2 separate regions of the Homo sapiens genome follow, and region 1 is linked to region 2. The links are chromatin contacts, found by Hi-C or POLR2A ChIA-PET in ENCODE. All regions are on one chromosome and are shown on one strand. The core of a region is the stretch at or near the end of the contact, and the rest is flanking DNA. Distances in the headings are between cores, read along the strand shown. Region 1 holds the start of NDUFV1-DT (NDUFV1 divergent transcript). Region 2 holds the start of ACTN3 (actinin alpha 3).

Region 1 (4,238 bases), core at 1,739-4,238, 1.1 Mb after region 2:
CCGCAGGTCCCACCTCCAGCCCTAAGGCGGTTTTTCCCTATCTCAGTAGATGGAGCATACAATCGGGTTTTATACCGAGACATTCCATTGCCCAGGGACAGGCAGGAGACAGATGCCTTCCTCTTGTCTCAACTGCAAGAGGCATTCCTTCCTCTTTTACTAATCCTCCTCAGCACAGACCCTTTACGGGTGTCGGGCTGGGGGACGGTCAGGTCTTTCCCTTCCCACGAGGCCATATTTCAGACTATCACATGGGGAGAAACCTTGGACAATACCTGGCTTTCCTAGGCAGAGGTCCCTGCGGCCTTCCGCAGTTTTTGTGTCCCTGGGTACTTGAGATTAGGGAGTGGTGATGACTCTTAACGAGCATGCTGCCTTCAAGCATCTGTTTAACAAAGCACATCTTGCACCGCCCTTAATCCATTCAACTCTGAGTTGACACAGCACATGTTTCAGAGAGCACGGGGTTGGGGGTAAGGTCACAGAATCTCAAGGCAGAAGAATTTTTCTTAGTACATAACAAAATGGAGTCTCCTATGTCTACTTCTTTCTACACAGACACAGTAACAATCTGATCTCTCTTGCTTTTCCCCACACTAATTGGTTTTATAAAGTTTATAGGGACGGTTGTAGGGTGGTTGCAGAAAGCTTCCTGGGGGAGGTGACGTCCAAAGGGCTCCTAGGAGGACTAGGGCCAAGTTGGGAGGAAGACAGATCCTCTGGTGCAGATCCAGCTTGTATGGGCAAAGCCAAAGGAGCTGGAACTGGGGAGGTTGACAGGTGGCAGCACAAAGGACCTTGAATGCCAGGCCAAAGGGTCTTGAGCTTTGTTCTGAGGGCAGTGGGGAACCACAAAAACTCTCAGGCAGGAAAGGGGCAAAACGGGTCTGAGATTTATAATAATCCCACTGTTCCATGTTTGCAGAGAAGGGGCTGGAGGAGCCAAGATGTGAGGGTGGGAGGCCCCAAGGATACATTGTTAATTTCAGGTGAGAGATGACAGGGCCACAGCCATCTATCACTGTGCAGGGAATGTTTGGAAGGTAAAGTTGACCAGATAGACACAGTGGATGTGGGGCCAGTGGGACAGGGAGGAGCCCTTGATACCTCTTGGCTTGTGGCCTGGAGGCTGGCTGGGGAGGCTGATATACAGAGTGACACAGGATGGGATGGGTGCTGAGGAGGTGAGAGCCAGGACCTGAGATGCTGCAGAGAAGGCTCCTGGGAGATGACATCAGAGTGGATCTCCTTCTTCGCTTGAGAAGCCTGGCAAGTAGGTGCTCCAGTGGGTGGGGACCAGTGGGGGATTTGTTGTTAGGAGACCTCAGGCCGAGTTCTGGCAGTTGTGTCATCCTGGGCAGGCCACTCAGCAATGCTGATACCCTGCTTCTGAAAACAGGGCTCATCATTCCTGAGGCTGGAGTTTTGGAGGATTAAGGAGGTAACACATGGCAAGTGCTTGGCCCAGAGCCTGGCACTGAATGAACAGAGGATCCTTCCCTCACTCTCCGTTTTCCATCCCCCCTCATGCCCAGCATCTCCTGTCCCCAGCATCCCCAACCTGCATCTCCCTCAGCCTGTATTCCTTTGACCCAGTTAGAGACAGATGAGGAAGGAATCCACCCGCTGGGCTGGCTCTGACCTGCCCCCCTTCTTCTGCCCCAAAGGGAGGGATCCGAGGACTCAGGTCTGAGCCCGGATTAGCTGTGTAATCCCCAGCTTTGCCTAGGCAACCTCTTTCCCTGACCAAGAGAGGGGGCCTGCGGCTGGCAGCCAGGACTCCTGGGCTCTGGGCCTGATACTACTCTATCTGTCTGGGAAACCTCAGACAGGGAAGAGATTTCTTGGTGCCTCTCTTGGGAATGTCACTGACGTCCACAGTGACTGTCACATGCGTGTCAGTTGTTCTGTGGGTTTGCTGTGTGCGGGGCACTGTGGAAAGGAAGAAAGGCCTAGATTCCAGTCCAGCTCCACCACTCAGCAGCTTCATGCCCACAGACAAAGGACAAAATCCCCCTGAGCCTCAGTTTTTTCGTGGACAAAATGGAGTGAACACCTTGTGGGGCTGCTGTGGGGTATGTGAGAAAATAGCTGCAAAGGAGTTTTGTAAACAGCACGTTTTAGAGAGATCAGGAAGGATGATTACAGCACAAAAGAACAGAGATGGTTCCTCACCATGAGGACTGGAAAAGAGCTGGGGAGAGCAGGCCAAAAAGGTCACTCTTATCACGAGGACCACAGCAGAGGGTTCCAGGAAACTGAAAAAGACGAGTTCATCAGGCTTCCAAGACCTCCTGGGAAGGCAAAGGACAGAGGGACCTCCTCAGGTCAGGGGAAAACCGAGGGAGGGGGACAGCCACACAAACGCCCTAAAGTCTAATGACGGCAGAAAGGGGTCTTGGGGGACGGGGGTGGGGTTCACAGCAGTGGCCTGGGCGTGATGACCCTGGCGAAGGACGGGGTCGCAGAGCCCTTAAATCCTGGACCAGTGGCTGATTCCAAAAGCAGCAGGGACCATGCCAGGATTTTGGGCAGAAGCAGAAAGTGCTGGACTCTCCTGACAAGAGCTGAGAGAACTCAGCGGCGCCAGCAAGAGTTTGTGCCGTGCACTGACCATCTGCATCCTCTCTGCCTCACCCCAGCCTAGGATTCCGTGACAGGCCCTCTGGGAAGAACTCCGCGAACAACCCCCTGCCTTGGAGTCTGCAATCCTTCCTCGAGCACACGGACGCCCGGGGTGGGGAAGCCCACAGTCTGGCAGGGCTCGCACTGGGCAGAATAATTGCAACGTAGTCATGAGGATCGGGCTATGACCTGCCTGACTTTTCACTCCTCCCATGATACACCGATGCATACCGCAGGTGCACACTAAACGCCGAATCTATAGAAAGTGGAACACACCAGGACCCAGCAGAAGGCGACATGCGAGGTTTGTTTACTTGTGGCATCAAAGGCTGGGAGCCGGCGAGCTAAGGAGGGAGCGAAAGAGCGAGCGGTGGGGACAGCCACCGCTAAATGCCAGCCCGGTGGAGGGAGGAAGGCGGACCCCAGGCCGGTGGGACCACATCTCCCAGAAGCCCCGGCGCCAAGGCACTGGCCTCTCAGTCCTCCCCCGAGGAGGCGGGGCCGCTGGCGAAGTTGAAGGGGCGCAGCGATACCGGTGCGCGGCGCTGGCGTCGGGCGCGTGACGTCTTTCCTGCGCGCCACCTAGCGTCTCTATCGCGCCAGTTCCTCAGCCTCAGTGCTATGAAGGTGACAGCGTGAGGTGACCCATCTGGCCCGCCGCGATGCTGGCAACACGGCGGCTGCTCGGCTGGTCGCTTCCCGCGCGGGTATCTGTGCGTTTCAGCGGCGACACGGTGAGGCCCAGCCTGGCTGGGGCCACGGGTGTTTGGGGCCGGGTGTCGCGGCCGCGCCCGTGCACGAGCAGTCCCTGGGGTCTGTAGTGGCCTCTGGAGAGCCCTTCTCCCCAGGCCAGGCGGGAAGGCCCCCGCTCCGGCCTGGTTGAAGTAGGGGAACGGGTCCCAACGCGGGGCCGACTCCCTTGACCCTCTGACTTGCTGGCTTCCCTTGTTTTACAGTCCTCGGCCTGGCGGAAGTTTTGCAGGTTGTGAAGACCCCTAGTCTTTCATTCTCTCCTTGTCACAGCCTTGTAGGGCGTGAAGGGGTCATTGCCCCATTTAGGGATGCGCACCTCCTGATTTCCCGTCCACTGCTCTGCGCCCTGAAGTGGCTGAAAAGTGCTCTTAAAAGGATGGGAATCCCGTCGCCCTCAGCTGGTGCGCTCTCCACTGGGTCGTGGGGCTCCTCATTTCATCCTAAGTGAGCCCCTCCATCACCTGTGTGTTAAGGAGGCATTTCTTTCCCATCAGTAAACACATTTCGCCTCTTCGGCCGAGGTAGGAATATAAAAGGCCCCTGGCCTACCCAAGTTTTGGTCCAGCAGGGGAGCCAGGCCGGGAAAGGGCCAAGCTGCCACACTCGGCTTGTGGGGCTGTGTGGTGCCGTGATGCAGCTGTGGGTTTGGCCACCGACAGACCTGGGCTCAAATTGGACCTGCTGCTTTTGACTGTGAGACCTTCCATAAGCTCCTTTTGCTCCAAGCCTCAGTTTTCTCCTCTGTGAAACAGAGAAAATCGTTCCTATCAGAGTTCTTATGAGGATGAAATGGGATTTTGGATGTAAAATGCTTCCATCCAGTACCTGCTAAACAAAATGCTTACTAATGGCCGGGCGCG
Region 2 (4,842 bases), core at 1,986-4,485:
CCCTGCCTCTGTGCAGAGGCCTCCCAGGCTCCCCACCTGTGAGCAACATGAGCCAGGGAAGCAGGAGGAGGGCAGCCATGTGGAGGGGCGTGTGGGCTCGCAGCAGGGCCGACAGTGCAGGGCCCAGCAGCACAGAGACGTGGAGCAGGACGCCGGCGGCATGAAGCAGCAGGCACAGGAAGGGCCGGTAGTTGCCGAAGCCCACGCAGCGGCCCAGCAGGCGGCAGTGGTGGTCCCGACGCAGGATGCAGACGCGGCAGGCAGAGCAGTGTCCGCTGCGTGGCGGCACCTGGCTTTGGCATTGGTAGCAGTAACTGCAGGAAGGAACCACAGCGTCAGTTCCCCCAGCAGCTCAGATGCCCCATATTGTGCACAGGGCTGCCCCAGAGCCCATCCTGCGGAAGTGGCAACAGCCATTTGCCCTGGCTAAGCCTCAATTTCTTTACAAGTAAATGCAGGCTAAACAAGATGTCCCAGGCCCTTCTAGTTCTAGCACTACAGGTCTGAGGTCTCTTCCAGCCCTAACATCCCCAGTCCTGAGACCTCTCTCAAGCCACTGACATCCAGCAGCAAATCCCTCCCTTCCTCCACGGTCACCCCTTTGTCCAGGTCACTAGGAACTCTCTGGATTACTGCAATAGCCTCTTGACTGGTCTCCGATTCCACCTTTGCCCCACCTCGTACGGTCTCACCCCAGCAACCAAACTGACCCTCCTCTGCTTAAAACCCTCCTGTGGTTCTCCAATTTATTTCTAGTAAAAAGCAAAGCCTTCAGTGTCCTACAACATCCTTCTATCTGTGACATCTCTTCCCCTCTCTTACTGCACTCCAGCCACACTGGCCTTCTTGCTGTTCTGGGAACATACATGCTGGGTACACAACTGCCTCAGAGCCTTTGCACCACTTGTTACCTCTGCCTGGAACACCTTTCCCTCAGATTCCCACATGGCTAACCGCCCCCCACGCCCTCCAAGTTTTTTGCTCAAATGCCTCCTTCTCTATGAGGTCTACCTTGACCACACATTTATGTATATTATTTTAAAAATTAATTAAAAAAAATTTTTAGGGACAGAGTCTCGCTACATTACCCAGGCTGGAGTGTAGTGGTTGTTCACAGGTGTGATCATAGCACACTACAGCCTCAGTCTCAGCAAAAGCCTCTGCCTGGCATAAAATGTGTGTGTAGAGCCTGTACCTGGTGTAATTTTTTTTTCTAATTATAAATTGACAAATTCCAGTTGTATATACTTATGGGATACCAAGTGATGTTATGATTTATCAGTACAGCTTGGAATAAATCAAGCTAATTAGGATAGCCATTACCTCAAACACTCATATTTTTGTGATGAGAATTTACCACCTGTTTATTTATGTATTTATTTATTTGAGACGGAGGGAGTCTTGCTCTGTCACCCAGGCTGGAGTGCAGTGGCTCGATCTCGGCTCACTGCAACCTCCGCCTCCCAGGTTCAAACAATTCTCTTGCCTCAGCCTCCCCAGTAGCTGAGATTACAGGCACGTGCCGCCATGCCCGACTAATTTTTTTATATTTTTAGTAGAGACGGGGTTTCACCACGTTGGCTAGGCTGGTAAACTTCTGACCTTAAGTGATCCGCCGGCCTCGGCCTCCCAAAGTGCTGGGATTACAGATGTGAGCCAACGCACCCGGCCTAACCACCTATTTAATATTGAAACTTGCAACCCCTTTACCCTGCTCTACTTCTTGTTTCCAAACTACTATCACCTTCTAGCATTCTATATGATTTGCTTATTATTCCTCTAGTTTCTCATCTGCACCCCCCTCAAATCAGGAATTTGTTCTATTGTACCCTTCGTCCCTGTAACAAAACCTTGCACCTAGTAGGCTCCCAATAAGTATTTGCGAGTAAATAAATAACACTCAATTCTAGCTCTTCCATCCCAGGTTCTAAAAAAATGTCTGATTCTAACAACCTGGATCCTAATGTAACCCGGTTCTAACATCTCAGGTCTTGGGGCCCCTCCCCCCTGTCCAAGGCTCCCACTTCTCCCCGCCCGATCCCGCACCCCACTCACGCCCAGCCCTGGCCCAGACCGCGGCCGGCCAGCATCACGCCACGGATGCTGGGATCCGAGCGCAGGAAGAGCCCCACGTTGCCCAGCAGGTTGAGCAGCTGGAAGGCGGCCAGCGCCAGCTGCAAGGCCCGGGCCAGGGGTCCCAGCGGCGGCGGCCCGGGACCGAGCACCAGCACGTAAGCCAGCTCCAGGCCCACGGCCGCGGCCCACAGCGCGGTGAGCACGAGAGGCAGCTGCGCGGGCGCCCCGTCCGTGCTCCCAGCCGCCCAGGGCTGCCCCATGGCCTGGACACCCAGCTGTCGGAGCCGGAGGACTAGGCCGCTTCCGTATTGGGGCGGAGATAGCGGCAGACGGACGTCTGCTACGGCCAATAGAAGCTCGGAAGGGGGTGCGGCGAGCGCTCAGACTCTCAGGGAACGGCCGGCCCACGCGGCGAGTTGATCTGGCCAACGGACCAGCAGTGGAGGCGCTCGGAATCCCGCGGCGCTGGAGCCCGGATAACGCCGCGGAGTGATTGACCCGCCCACCCTGGAGGCTCCTCCCATCCCGTCGGAGCCCCGCCCGCTGGCGCGGGGGCCAGGAGTGCCCGGGGGATTGAGTTGCAGCCGGGGTGGTGTCGGGGTTTCCCGGCTCAGCACATTCTCCCCTACTCCCCACAGCCGCCCCGATATTAATAGCCCTGCCGCAGCCCATCCAGCTGGCTCAGAGCCGTTCCCCATGCCCGGGTGTCTCCATCACCCCAGAAAACATGCAAAACAGCTCGGCGCCTCTGTGTTCCTGACTGTGAAATGGGGATAGGGCTCTGTGTCCCACCAGCGAGGTGCTGGAAGAGGCTCACGAGGAGCTCCAGAGGGCAGCCTCTAGAGCGGCCCGCGGCCACTATTATTATCGGCCTTTCTATTGTGGAGAGGAGTAAACAGACTCAGAGAGGTCCCGTGGATTTCTCAAGGTCACACAGCGCCCCAGCAGCGGAGCAGGAATGCAAACCCAGGATCTCCGCCGCGAGATCCACCCCGGCGCCCCCGAGTCCCGCAGTTCCCGGCTTCAGGACAACCCCTTGCCAGGTCCAACCCGAGCTCCTTCACCCCCATCCGGCCCCTCCCTCCTCCCCCATATTTAGTGCGAATTCGATCTGGGGCTGGGCTGGGCCCTACTTAATGGGGCCCGGGTGTCCGAGAGCGTGCCGAGCGGAGCGAAGCCAGGAGCCCGATCGAGATGATGATGGTTATGCAGCCCGAGGGTCTGGGGGCCGGGGAGGGGCGCTTTGCGGGCGGCGGCGGGGGCGGCGAGTACATGGAACAGGAGGAGGACTGGGACCGCGACCTGCTGCTGGACCCGGCCTGGGAGAAGCAGCAGCGGAAAGTGAGTGCTCGCCCATTTCCTGACAGCAAAACCGAGGCCTGAGAGGCCGGGCTGTTTGTCCTGGGCATCTCAGCAGTGCAGGGGCAGAGCTTGTCTTTAACCTAGAGTGCTAATCCCCAGCCCAGGCTCTGCCCATCAGCTGCCTGCTGTCCCCAGGGCTGGAGGAGAGGGCTGGGAGCCCTCAAGAGGGGTTTAAAATGACAAGAGAGTTTCTGGGCTCCCCACCCCCACCAGGGTTCATTCCCCTGGGCCCACTGCCCCACTTCTGCTGCTGAAAACAGGCTGGGCAAACCCCAGGAGATCCAAGTTAGGGGGGGTTCAGAAAGAAGAATCTTCTTCTAGTTAAATATTCCCAGACCCCACCCTGAAGGCTTGCAGTCAGGCAACTAGTGGACTTGGGAGTGTGGGGGTAGTGAGAAGGGTCCTCTCAGACCCCACCCCACCTCGTCTCCAGGGTGGGGTCCATAGTCGCTGTATCTCATTTAACAATTGAAGAAACTGAAGCCCAGAAAGAGCACAGACAGGCCCCACATCACAGACTGTCAGACATCAGGACCCCCGCAACCTGAGGATCTTTACCCTTTTCCCTACCCCCATTCTTTCCCAAGATACCCCAGGCATGGGGCCCTGAGTCTGCTGAAAAGGCCATAGGTCGGGGAGGAGGGGAGACCTGGGTCCCCTTACGCTGTAACCTGACTCTCCAGCCAGATGGACACTTAGTGCTGAGGCAGCACCTCGGGGGCGCCAAAGAGGGGCACAGGGGCAGCTGCTACCCAGGCCCAGCCCGTTGGGCACTCAGGGCCCCTCCCTCCCTGAGCTATTTTCACTCCCAGACTTTCCCAAGTAGAGGGGGCAGGACACCTGGGTTCCCAAAGGGAAAATGATCCAGGCCAGAGGGAGAATACTTTGGAGAGTGGCAGGCCAGGGGTAACCAGGAGGGCACTATGAGGCCATTGGACCCTGCTCAGCGTGTGCCAACACTGTATGACTCCAGGAGAGGGCAGGGTACTGGGGTACTCAGTGGAATTTAAATGACCTGAGAGTCCCAGAATTTAGAATCAGAGTACTTCTGCTGGGTTAGATGACAGGAGATGACCCCAAGGGCCGAGAGGCTCCGCTGACTCGGCTGGGGTGCCCCGGGTGACAGGCCTCCCCTTAGGCTCCCCCTGCACCTGTCTCCAAGCACGGCTGCAGTCCCAGGTTTGGCAATTTCCCGGTGGTGTCATCCCTGTCCTTGGCTCCAGCTGCCACCTGTTCTGCAACATCTCCTATCCCTACCCCCACCCACCCGGGCCTCTCCGAGATCCAGGTCTGCGTGCCCCCCATATGACACGTGCCAGTCTGTAACTTGCCTTTGTCACCTAACAAATTATCAGGAACATCTGTTCATCCCAACTTGCAGTCACCATCTCATCATCTACTCAT

The links. A loop is a pair of places that touch in the nucleus more often than their neighbours do. ChIA-PET counts read pairs that join two places held with the same protein, here RNA polymerase II (POLR2A). Pooled maps may share reads with other maps.
Region 1: a loop to region 2 is called in a pooled map, with 4 times the contacts of the local background. The contact joins the promoter of NDUFV1-DT here to the promoter of ACTN3 in region 2. A Hi-C loop is called at or near these places in 1 of 50 pooled maps. POLR2A ChIA-PET finds 5 or more read pairs at or near these places in 2 of 52 experiments (H1 and activated CD4-positive, alpha-beta T cell).

Annotation. Positions count from the first base shown.
Region 1 is chr11:67,603,718-67,607,955 of GRCh38, forward strand. It overlaps NDUFV1-DT (NDUFV1 divergent transcript), which reads right to left and starts at 2,989. Exons shown (of 3, transcript NR_130935.1): 1 at 2,902-2,989; 2 at 2,176-2,294; 3 at 1-1,386. It overlaps NDUFV1 (NADH:ubiquinone oxidoreductase core subunit V1), which reads left to right and starts at 3,219. Exons shown (of 10, transcript NM_007103.4): 1 at 3,219-3,359. The coding sequence starts at 3,288. RefSeq lists enhancers at 1-456, 1,143-1,828, 2,728-2,787, 3,168-3,297.
Region 2 is chr11:66,543,668-66,548,509 of GRCh38, forward strand. It overlaps ACTN3 (actinin alpha 3), which reads left to right and starts at 3,236. Exons shown (of 21, transcript NM_001104.4): 1 at 3,236-3,417. The coding sequence starts at 3,271. ZDHHC24 (zDHHC palmitoyltransferase 24) reads right to left here and starts at 2,381. Exons shown (of 3, transcript NM_207340.3): 1 at 2,056-2,381; 2 at 37-314. The coding sequence starts at 2,336. RefSeq lists enhancers at 1,546-1,655, 2,804-2,863, 2,934-2,983 and silencers at 2,134-2,373, 2,554-2,683.